Regions from separate parts of the Homo sapiens genome. Here all the other regions are linked to region 2. The links are chromatin contacts, found by Hi-C in ENCODE. All regions are on one chromosome and are shown on one strand. Each heading gives the region's core, a stretch centred on a gene start or an enhancer-like site at or near the end of the contact. The rest is flanking DNA. Distances are from core to core; before and after follow the strand shown. Region 1 overlaps PRDM16 (PR/SET domain 16). Region 2 holds the start of PRDM16 (PR/SET domain 16). Region 3 overlaps PRDM16 (PR/SET domain 16).

Region 1 (3,053 bases), core at 264-2,763, 130 kb after region 2:
CTGCATGTCCTGTCCGGCACCTGCACCAGACCGCCGGGCAAGGGACAGGTGGGAGGGCTGAGGAACAAGGGCTCCCAAAGCACTCGTCTGGCCTTCTGCAACGCTCAGTGCACACTGGGGGGCTATTTAGGATGGTTGTTGAGGGCATTTAGTCACTCAGCAGACAACCGGCTCATCTCAGGTCCTGCAGAGGTGTTCACTGGTACCTCCCTGTGCAGGGCGCTTCCTTCTGTCTCTCCCATGCCCCTTTCACCCTGGAGCTGAGCCCCGCCATAAGCCCTCCTTGCTGGCCTGCTGTGGGGGCAGCCGGCGCTCATTGGCTGAGCTCTTAGATCACCCTATTACGCCTTATCCTTTAAATTCCAACAGAGGGGAAGGGGTAGACCATGGCAGGTGCTGGGGACCTCGGCTCAGGCTGGAGTCTCAGGGAGGGAGGCTGGGGCAGGTCTGATAATATCAAGGCTGGACTCTGCGGCAACTGGCCACTGTCTCCCCACCACACGCCACCGTCTCCCCACCACACGCCACCGTCTCCCCACCACACGCCACCGTCTCCCCGCCACACGCCACCGTCTCCCCGCCACATGCCACCGTCTGATCGCCACACGCCATCGTCTCCCCGCCACACGCCACCGTCTCCCCGCCACACGCCACCGTCTGATCGCCACACATTAGGGCTTGGTATTCTCAGTCCCACGTTTTATCATCTAAACGCCAAAACTCGTTCCTGGCCTGCCCTTTCTCTCCAAGGTTCCCAGATGCACGCTCCACTGCCCACACCACCCCCACGGTTGAGTGGGCTCGGCCCCGGGACGTGGCCTGGCTCTGGGCACCTCTGCTGCTCCACTCTGCGTGGAGAGTTCTGCGTGAGGCCAGGAAGCTTTGCCGCGCTTCCCCACTCAGGAGCTTCTGGATGTTTCTATGGAGGCCTCACGTCTAAAACCGTGAGCGCACCGGCCAGTGGATGCTCTGAGGAGTGTTCCCGTGGAGCCAGCACCGGGCAGCTCGGCGAGGCACACAGCGTCGGGATTTGGAGAGAGACGGGGCCCTGTGGGATGGTGCGGAGCCTGAGGCCACCGTGGGGACAGGGATGCAGAGAAACCCATGGGCCTCGGCGTTGCTCCGGGAGAAGCCGGCAGTGCCGTGGAGGAGTCACAGCACAGGCTTCCCATGTCCCCCGGCACCGTGACATCAGCCCTAGACGTTTTTAGCCCAAGAATGCCATGAAATCCTGCACTATCTTCGGCCCGGCTCGGAGGCACGGGTATATAAGGAATTTTAGAAAAAAGGAGAGAGAATGACTAAGAATACCTCCCTGATGGCTCTCCTTTACTTCCTTAAGGGGTAATAACTCCGCTGCAGCCCAGCAGAGGGGACTTTCTTTAAATAGAGCATTCTGATTCACAAGCGAAAAAGGAAATAAATATTTTCTTTTCATATTCGAGAGACATCTGTGAATACCAACTTCTTAAATAGTATTTTGCCAATCGCATCCCACACGCCCCGCCCCCCCTGTCCCAGTGACACCCAGAGCCCACCCTTACTCAGGAACCGGCCGCTTGTACCAAGAGACCTGAAAACATCATCAGGGCTGCCAGCCTGAAAATGTCTTCAGGGTTTTGCCAGAAGCAGGAGGGAGAAGGGCTTCTGCGTGGGGGCGTGGCCCAGCCTCCCCCTAGGTCCCCCAAGGCTCCCTGTGAGAACAGGGTGCTCCGGAGCCTCCTGCCCTTTTCCTTCCTCCCTTTCTTTCTTCCTTAGGGAAAATAAGGATTGGATGTGAAGGGAGTATGACAGAGGCATGTGGCCTCTGTATGGGCCTGGTGGGCACCTGCCGTGTGCCCTGGTCTCTGTGAGGCTCTGTCTACACTGGGACCCTCCCAGCTGTGCTGTGATTAGGACACAGCCACCCTCGCTCTGACAGGGGAACCCGGGGCTGAGAAGGAAGGAATAGCTCCCAGCCCCCAGGTTTGTCCATGCAGGGGCCCAGAGGCAGGTGTGGGTCCCGCTCAGTGACCCCAGCAGGAGCTCACTGGGGGCAGCCAGGCTCTTGCCAGGTGGGAGAGGCACAGGTGAGCTCCAGCAGGGGCGGCAGCTGGGCCCAGACCCGGTTCCTGCCCCCACTAACAGCATGTAGGTGGGGCAGTCTCAACTCTGCGCCTTGCAGGCCGATTGCCTGGGCCCAGTGCCTCATGCTCCTGCCTGAACATGGCTCTGTCCTCTGCAGGTCCCTGACCCAGCCGGGCCCTGGAACTTGACTTCACTACAGCCGATGGCCCTCTCTGGGCTTGGGGGAATTCTGTGTCGTAAACATGACCTCAGCCCCACTTTTTCTCAGAAGCTGCTGTCCCCTTGTTTGAAAGCAGGTCCCAAATGTAGACCCATGGGCCCTTGTGGGGCCTGAGAATGCTGGGGACACTTGGCAGAGAGTGAGGCTCACCGCCCGGTGCCCCTGCCTGAAGCTGGGATTCTGCGGTGGCCCCAGGGTGCCCGTGGCACCAGAGAGGGGTTCAGCCAGGAACCGCAGGGGTTCCTGACCCAGATGGTCAGCCTGTGAGACCCCCACCCAATTCCAGGCCACATTCTCTACCTACTACTGGCTGAGAGTTCCCGGGGGAGGTCCCAGGAGTCTGCATTCTGAGAAGCGATCATTGTGGGGCACTTGGAGGAGTCCAGCCCAGGAGGAGGCCCTGGGAAAGGGGCCCGCCCTGAACTTCCTTCCTCCCCTACCCATGGGAGCCCAGAGAGGCTTTTCCTAAAGGTGCCGAGGCTGACGGGTAGCAGCAGAGCCTTTCCTGACCACAGGCCTCAGCAGGGCAGGTGGAAGGAGCAGAAGCTGGAGCTGCGAAGAGGCGGGTGCCTGGGTCCACTGGGGGACCCCACTGTTGCCCAGGGGGGTCTGTGCAGCCGCTGAGGCTGGGGGGTGAGCTTCACACCACTGGCTCATCAGCATGGCTCCTGTCCCCGGCCACAGCTGCACGAGGCGGCCCGAGGCTGACCAGCCACGCGCCCCCGGGCATGGAGTGATGGCTAAGATAGGAGGGGCCCCTTGTCAT
Region 2 (3,011 bases), core at 458-2,957:
GGATCCAAGGCAGAAGGCCCAGCGCACCGCCGCCGCCAGCTCCTGCCCAACCCGGCTCCGCTGGGCTTTTCCTCTGGGGTGGCGCCGGCCCCGCGCCCCTCCCCATCCGGGGCGCCTCTGCTAGGACACCGGGGTCTCGGGGTTTCTCAGGGCTGCTGCGTTTCACCTCCTTTAACGCGGAGGCGCGGAGTTGCACGTGTGGGTCTCAGTGGAGCCGCCACAGGTCTTATTACACAACAAAGGGCAGGGAGGGCAAGGCCAGGAGCCTCGCGGGGCGGCGCAGAGACCCCGCATCGCGGGCGCGACCCCTGCCTCGGGCTCAGGCTGACTCTGCGGCAGCTCCAAGTCCCGTTGCCGGGCAGGACTTCGGTGCTCCGGAAGGGTGCGGGGCAGCAACCTGGCCAGGGCAGCGCCTCGGTTTCCTTCCAATTCATTCTCGATTCCCAGATACTCAGATGAGAAATCCGCACTCAGGCCGTCAGGCTCCTGGGCCCGGGCCACCCTGCCTGCGCTCAGCCCGGCCCCTCCGCCGCAGCGCCTCGGAGTTTGGGGGCTACAGGGGAAGAGGAAGCGTCTGGTCGGCTCCCGTCCGAGCTGCTCCACCTGCGCCGCTGGCCTTTCCGCCCGCTACGCACCTGGGCCCCGAGAGGCCAGAGGGGAGTGTCCCCAGTGGCCCGGGTCCCCGAAGGTGGCCCAGCTCGGGCGCTCGCGCAGCCGGGTACTCACCTTGGGGGCGCGGCGGCAGGAGAGCGCGGGCGGAGAGGTGCGGGCGCCCTGGGACGACCAGCCGAGGACGCCTGGTGTTTGGACGGCTGCCCCCGCGCTGTCCCCCCGTGCGAGGCGTGTTGGCCTCCGTGGCCTCGCGAGGGACCGAGGGCGGCGGGTCCGAGTGCCGCCCGCCGGCCTGGGCAGTGGCGGAGCGCGGAGCTGGCGGCGCCTCCGCTGTTGTTTTTGAGCCGCGAAGCCCGAAGCAGCAGCCGTTGGGTGGGGGCGAAGGGGAGGAGGCGGGGGCCGGGAGGCGCGAGGGGGGCGGTGGGGCCCGGAGGGGGCTTCGGAGGAGCCGGGTTCTGGCGCGCGAGCCCCGACGCCCCCTCCAGCGATCGCAGGGCGGGGACGGGGGCCGAGGGGAGAATGCAGGAGAAAAGCGGGCCGGGGCGACGGGGAACGCAAAGCTTTTAAATTAGTAATCAAACGCAGTAAAACGGAGCAAAACCAGCCCGGACTCGCGTCCGAACTATCGGCGCGTGTGCCCCGAGATCCAAGGAAGTCGTGTGGAAAACCGCAGCCGCCGCCCCATCTTCGGCCCCGGCTGGGGCGGGAGCAGCAGCGCGACGCGCCGCGACGCAGGGGCAGGGTGGGGGGATAGTCACCTCGCCTCCGGGGCCACCTGGGTCCTTTTAAAGTGTCCGGGGTGCGGGCCCCGGGCGGGAGCGCCGAACACGGAATGTTTTCTTAAAGGGCCAGTTCCGAGCTGCGCTGAAAAGGGGGGGGGGGAGAGGGGGGAGAGATAAGTGAGACGAAGACCGAGAAGGCCGAGGAGAGCCCCCCAATCCCGCGCCGAGGCGGCGGCGGCGGCGGCGGCGGCGCGACGATGAGGATGATGAATACATTGCAAAGTTTTTTTGGCCCCGGCGAGGGGTGTCAGATTGAGTGCTCTGTGCGCATGTGCGAAGGTGTCCAAACTGACAATGCTGGGGAGATGAAGATAGTGTGTGGCTGCTTCTGGACTCAAGGAGGAGGAGAGAGATTCCGCGAGCCGACACCATGCGATCCAAGGCGAGGGCGAGGAAGCTAGCCAAAAGTAAGTCTCCCGCGCTCGGCCGCGCCGCGCCGCCGGGGCCCGGGCCGCCGGGCCGGGGCGCCCGGGCCAGGGGTGCGCGTCGGGGCGCGGCCGGCGCGCCTGCGGCTCCGGGCCCCCGGCTCGGCCGCGCGGCCCGGGGGGCTGCTCCGCCTCCCGCGCTCCGGGGCGACCGGGCTCGGCGCGGAGGCTCGGGGCGCCCGGGCCGCGCGCTCCCCGAAGGCGCCGGCCCCCTCCCCGCGGAACCCCCTCCCCCCCCACCAGTGTCAGGCGCTCGGGCCCGGGAACCCGAGGCGCGCGGTGGGGGCCGGGGAGGGGGGCGGAGGGGGAGGGCCGGGGGTGGAGGGGAGCGAAAAGTGAAAGTTAGCGAAAAGTTGACGAAAGGGGAGAGCAACTTTTTCCTCCCCGCTCGCTCTCTCCCTCTCTCTCTCCGAGTGGCTCTCAGTCCTGGTCAAATCATATTCCGGGCTTTTGAAATAGTGGGCGCTAGAGCACCGCCTTTGGCGTCCGCCAGCCGGGCGCAGAGGAGGGAGACCCCGAGCCGGGGAGGGGCGGAGGAGGGGGCGCGGGCCGGCGCCCACCCGGCTCCGCGGGCGCAGGGGCAGGGGTGGCGACGGCGGGACAGCCGCAGCCACTTGGGGAGCAAAATGGAGACTTTTGCCCGGGCTGGGAACTGTGGTCGTGAAGTTTATCCCCGGCTGTGCCCCGCGTGGTGGAGGGCGCTCCTCTGGGACGCCGGCAGCCTGCGCGGGCCGCCGGGGCGACAGTGCCTCCGACAGGAGGGACCCACCCGGCCACCTCCCGACCCGCCGCTGCCGCCCTCGGGCCCGCGTGGACCCCTCTGTACCCGCTTGCCTGGCACAGCCGGGCCCGGCGGGGACAGAGCTGCCCCGGCCAGGCTGCCCGGTCCTCGGTCTTACTTTCTCTTTCGCTCCGTCTCGGCCGAGCCCCGGGCTCCGCGCGCCCCGCCTGCCGCCAGCCGGTCCTTGCCGCGGGCCGGGTGCTCCAGCCACCCGCGCCCTCGCCCGCCACAGCGCCTCCGAGCAGCCCGCGCGCACCCCGCAGCCCCGGTCGCCGGCGCCATCCGCGGTGAGGCGGGCGGGCAGGTGAGGACAGGCGGAGCCGCGGCCCGGCCAGCGCGGCTCCCGCAGCCCCGCCGAAGCCCCGGCTGCAGCGAAGCGGCCAGCGCCGCGCGGAGCGGAATCGGCGCCGC
Region 3 (3,324 bases), core at 736-3,235, 110 kb after region 2:
TCCAGTGCATGCACAGTGAAGGGTTAAGGAGAGGCACCCCGCTCTGCTGCCGCCCAGATGCTGCTTAGCGCAGGGCCAGGGAGCCTCGGCTGTGATTCAGGAGGGAAACAGTGAGATGTGAGCAATCCGTGGCTACCTTGCTGCCCCCGGGGCTCAGGGAAGTGGTATATTAACCAAGGAATAAAGGAGAGGAAGAAAAAAGGCCAAATCACATCTCTCTGAAACAAAGAGGCTTTTTACCCGGAACAAGGCTTTATAAAAATGACAGTGGCATCGCGAGTCATTCAGCGCCTGCCCGGGGCGATGGAGGCGGCGAGGAAATACAGGATGCGGGCTCTGAAATGGGAACGCTGCTGTCCCCGGAGCATTGCACGGATAAATAATCGTCTTAGAATAATGCATCGGCTTTAGGTAGGGCCAGGTGGCCTGAGCTGCCCGACAGAGGCCTCCGTGGCCCTGCGTGAGGGCCAGATTCAGCTCGGCTGGTCAGGGGAGATTCCAGGGGCTGGGAGGGGCGTTCGTGGGCAGTGGCTTCGTGGACCCCAGTGGGACTTTGTGGTGGTCTGTGCAGCGCAGCCAGGCCCACCCGCCTGCCCCAGAGGCGTGGGCTGCGCAGAGGCTGGGGCTGTTTGCCCTTCCCCTTGGCAGCGGATGTGCTTCTCTCCGAGCTTCAGGGCCGGCCCCTGGTGGGGTGAATGGCAGTCACACATCCTCCAGGCTGTCATGGGGCCGAGGCTCCGTGCTCAGCAATGCGGTTCCTCTGGGTGGTTTATGCTCCCGGTGCAAAGCCTTTGTTCTTCCTCTGAGAGAAGGGGGCCAACAACCTGCTTCAGGGCACCAGGAGCACGTTACAGCCAGAGGGGCTGGCAAGGAGGGTCATGTGTTCTCGGCCGGGCCCGTGCTATGGCCCGTGCTATGGTCGCTTTGGTCTTTGTGTGAGTGTCTTGGGTCTGCTTTAACGAAAGAGCACAAACTGGATGGACTGAAACAACCGAAGGGTGTGCTCCTACTCCGGAGGCCAGAGACACAAAGCCAGGCTGTGGACAGGGTCTTGTTCCCTCTGGAGGTCCTAGGGGAAGAGTCCCCGCTCACCTCTCCCAGCTTCTGGTGGCTCCAGGCATTCCTTGGCTCGGGGCAAATCCCTGCCTCTGTCATCATATGGGTGTCACCTGGGCATGTCTCTGTGTCCTTCTCCTTGTCCTATAAGGACATCAGTCCCATTGAATTAGGGCCCTCCCTAGTGACCTCACCTGAACTTGATTACCACTATAAAGACCTTATTTCCGAATCAGGTCACATTCTGAGGCCTGGGGGTTAGGGCTTGAATGCACCTTTTGGGGTGACATCATTCAACTGGTTACAGTCTTGGGAGCCGCTGGCCAGCCTGGGTGACAGTGGGGGCTGGTGGAGACTCCCTGAGTCAGAAGGGCAGGGTCTGTGCTTGCCTGCTGTGTGACCTGGACAAGCCCTGGAGTGGGTCTCAATCTGCTTCCTTCATCTCTAAAGTGAAGGCAGCACTGTGGACTGTCCCTGCCTCCCTCCGTGTCTGCGACAAAGGCGAGTGTGTGTGAAGGTAGCCAGGCTGGGGGTTTGCATCTGGTCAGGATTGGGGAGATAAGGCAGGAAGCCCCACCTCTTTGCTGGGGAAATTTCTGTGCTTCGGTGGCTCCAAGAGGGCTGGGAGCCTGTCTCTGAGGTCAGGGCTCCGTCTTCCCAGGCTCTCCCGGGCCCTAATGACAATTCGGCTTCATCAGCCCTGCAGCTGGGGTTCAACGTTCCCCAGTCTCTGTGGGCCAGGTCCCGGGTGCAGGTTTGAGATAGAAACGGCAATTGATCATATTAATATTTAGCATGTTTGCAGAAACGGCTTTCTCAGTGCTATCAATCTGCTGTGTTAATAGCGGCCGCTTGGTTCTGGGCACAGACGCTCAGAAGGGGAATGCCAATGAGTCCCAGTGCCGCAGGGCAGCCGCGGTCCCGGGCTGGTCAGAAGGTGGGACCAGCGGCCAAGGCTCCTCCTAGCACCATTTCCTGGAGTTACGACAGCTTTGTTCTTGTCTCAAAGCCAAGATCCAGGGCGAGGGGAGAAGCTATTGCCTTTACCGCACAGTTTTAAAGACAGAAGAACAAGATAGAACTCCATCAGTTCCCAAGTTTCTCTTTCTAGCAAACTGTTTTTGGGAAGGGGCCTTCAGGATGACCCTGCCGCTCCAGGAGCCCTCCCACTGAAGAAGGGCCTTCTGTTCACCAGGGTATACTCGGCAGAGATGTAGGTGTACAGAATCCTCTGTGAGGAATGGGAACACCCTATTTTTTCTCTAGAAGTTGCCTCCGTGCGTGCCTGCTCTCCCCGATCAGCTCTCCCACAACCACAGCCTGCCTGATGCGCCCACCTCTCCCTCTCCCTGTTTTGTTCAGGGGGCAGGATGGCCCTTCACTGCTCATGGGGACTCATAGGCACCCAGTTGGGGGAACATTCTCCAGGTCTCTGACCCACTACACAGCACTCCTCCCTGCTTGGTTCTGAGAAGGAAAAGAGGAGCCAGAGGATGGGGCCCCAACAAGCCTCAGGTGGAAGCTGCAGTCCCGTGGAGCCAGGCACAGCTCCGGCCAAGTCCCAGAACTCAGACCTGCCCACCCGCCACATGGGTGCAGGGAGGGTGACAGCCGGTCAGCCCTGAAGAAGCAGCAGAGAAACCAGCCCTTTCTCCGAGGCAGGGCCTGGCTGAGAAAGCCCAGACGTTCCTCTCAGATGAGCCGATCAGGGTCAAGGGCAGAGAGGAGCCAGGGTTGTGTTAATGGAGCTTCACGGCTAGGGAAGGAAAGTCAGAAGTGGGAGTGAGGCTCCTGCCTTCTACCTCTTCTGTTGGAAACTGCCCTGGAGGTTGCCCTTACCCCATCCATCCATCCACTCACTCACCCATCCATCCATGCAGCCAGCCAGCCAGCCAGCCAGCCAGCCATCCCCTTATAAATCTATCCACCCATCCATCCCCTCATCCATCCATCCAACCATCCATCCATCCATCCATCCACCCATTGATTCACCTACCCATCCATTCATCCATTCCTTCATTAACCCATCCATGCACTCATTCATCTATCCATCCATCCATCCATCCATCCATCTATCCATCCATCCATTTACCCATCTATCCCCTCATCTATCCACCAAGCCATTCATCCACCTATCTATGCATTCATCCACCATCTGTCCATCCATCCATCCATCCATCCATCTATCCATCTGTCCATACATCCATCTATTCTTCCATCCATCCCTCCATCCATTCATCCCCTGTTCTCCTGGAGGCATTCACACCT

What was found. Hi-C counts contacts between places; a loop is a spot of excess contacts on that map. Pooled maps may share reads with other maps.
Region 1: a pooled map shows a loop between it and region 2 (5-fold over the local background). The contact joins the enhancer-like site here to the promoter of PRDM16 in region 2. A Hi-C loop is called at or near these places in 9 of 168 maps with a recorded cell type or tissue (aorta, ascending aorta, cardiac septum and 4 more) and 8 of 50 pooled maps.
Region 3: a map of tibial artery shows a loop between it and region 2 (5-fold over the local background). The contact joins the enhancer-like site here to the promoter of PRDM16 in region 2. A Hi-C loop is called at or near these places in 18 of 168 maps with a recorded cell type or tissue (Right ventricle myocardium inferior, aorta, ascending aorta and 7 more) and 18 of 50 pooled maps.

The regions. Positions count from the first base shown.
Region 1 is chr1:3,194,083-3,197,135 of GRCh38, forward strand. All of the region lies in intron 2 of PRDM16 (PR/SET domain 16), which reads left to right. It overlaps LOC107984909 (a long non-coding RNA gene), which reads left to right. Exons shown (of 2, transcript XR_001737869.2): 2 at 751-1,444. Among named protein-coding and RNA genes, the nearest start is that of MIR4251, 68 kb to the left of the region's middle. Within about 2 kb of position 1,514, at least 2 of the 41 ENCODE cell types and tissues checked have a DNase peak (open chromatin) inside an H3K27ac peak, as active enhancers do; they include ascending aorta, where a contact is called at or near this core.
Region 2 is chr1:3,067,496-3,070,506 of GRCh38, forward strand. It overlaps PRDM16 (PR/SET domain 16), which reads left to right and starts at 1,708. Exons shown (of 17, transcript NM_022114.4): 1 at 1,708-1,801. The coding sequence starts at 1,765. LOC124903827 (translation initiation factor IF-2) reads right to left here. Exons shown (of 5, transcript XM_047436614.1): 1 at 2,719-3,011; 2 at 727-1,476; 3 at 1-553. The coding sequence ends at 1,453. PRDM16-DT (PRDM16 divergent transcript) reads right to left here and starts at 230. Exons shown (of 6, transcript NR_015440.1): 1 at 1-230. It also overlaps the pseudogene LOC100420339. RefSeq lists an enhancer at 27-601.
Region 3 is chr1:3,173,051-3,176,374 of GRCh38, forward strand. All of the region lies in intron 1 of PRDM16 (PR/SET domain 16), which reads left to right. Among named protein-coding and RNA genes, the nearest start is that of MIR4251, 47 kb to the left of the region's middle. Within about 2 kb of position 1,986, at least 14 of the 41 ENCODE cell types and tissues checked have a DNase peak (open chromatin) inside an H3K27ac peak, as active enhancers do; they include ascending aorta, heart left ventricle, heart right ventricle and 3 more, where a contact is called at or near this core.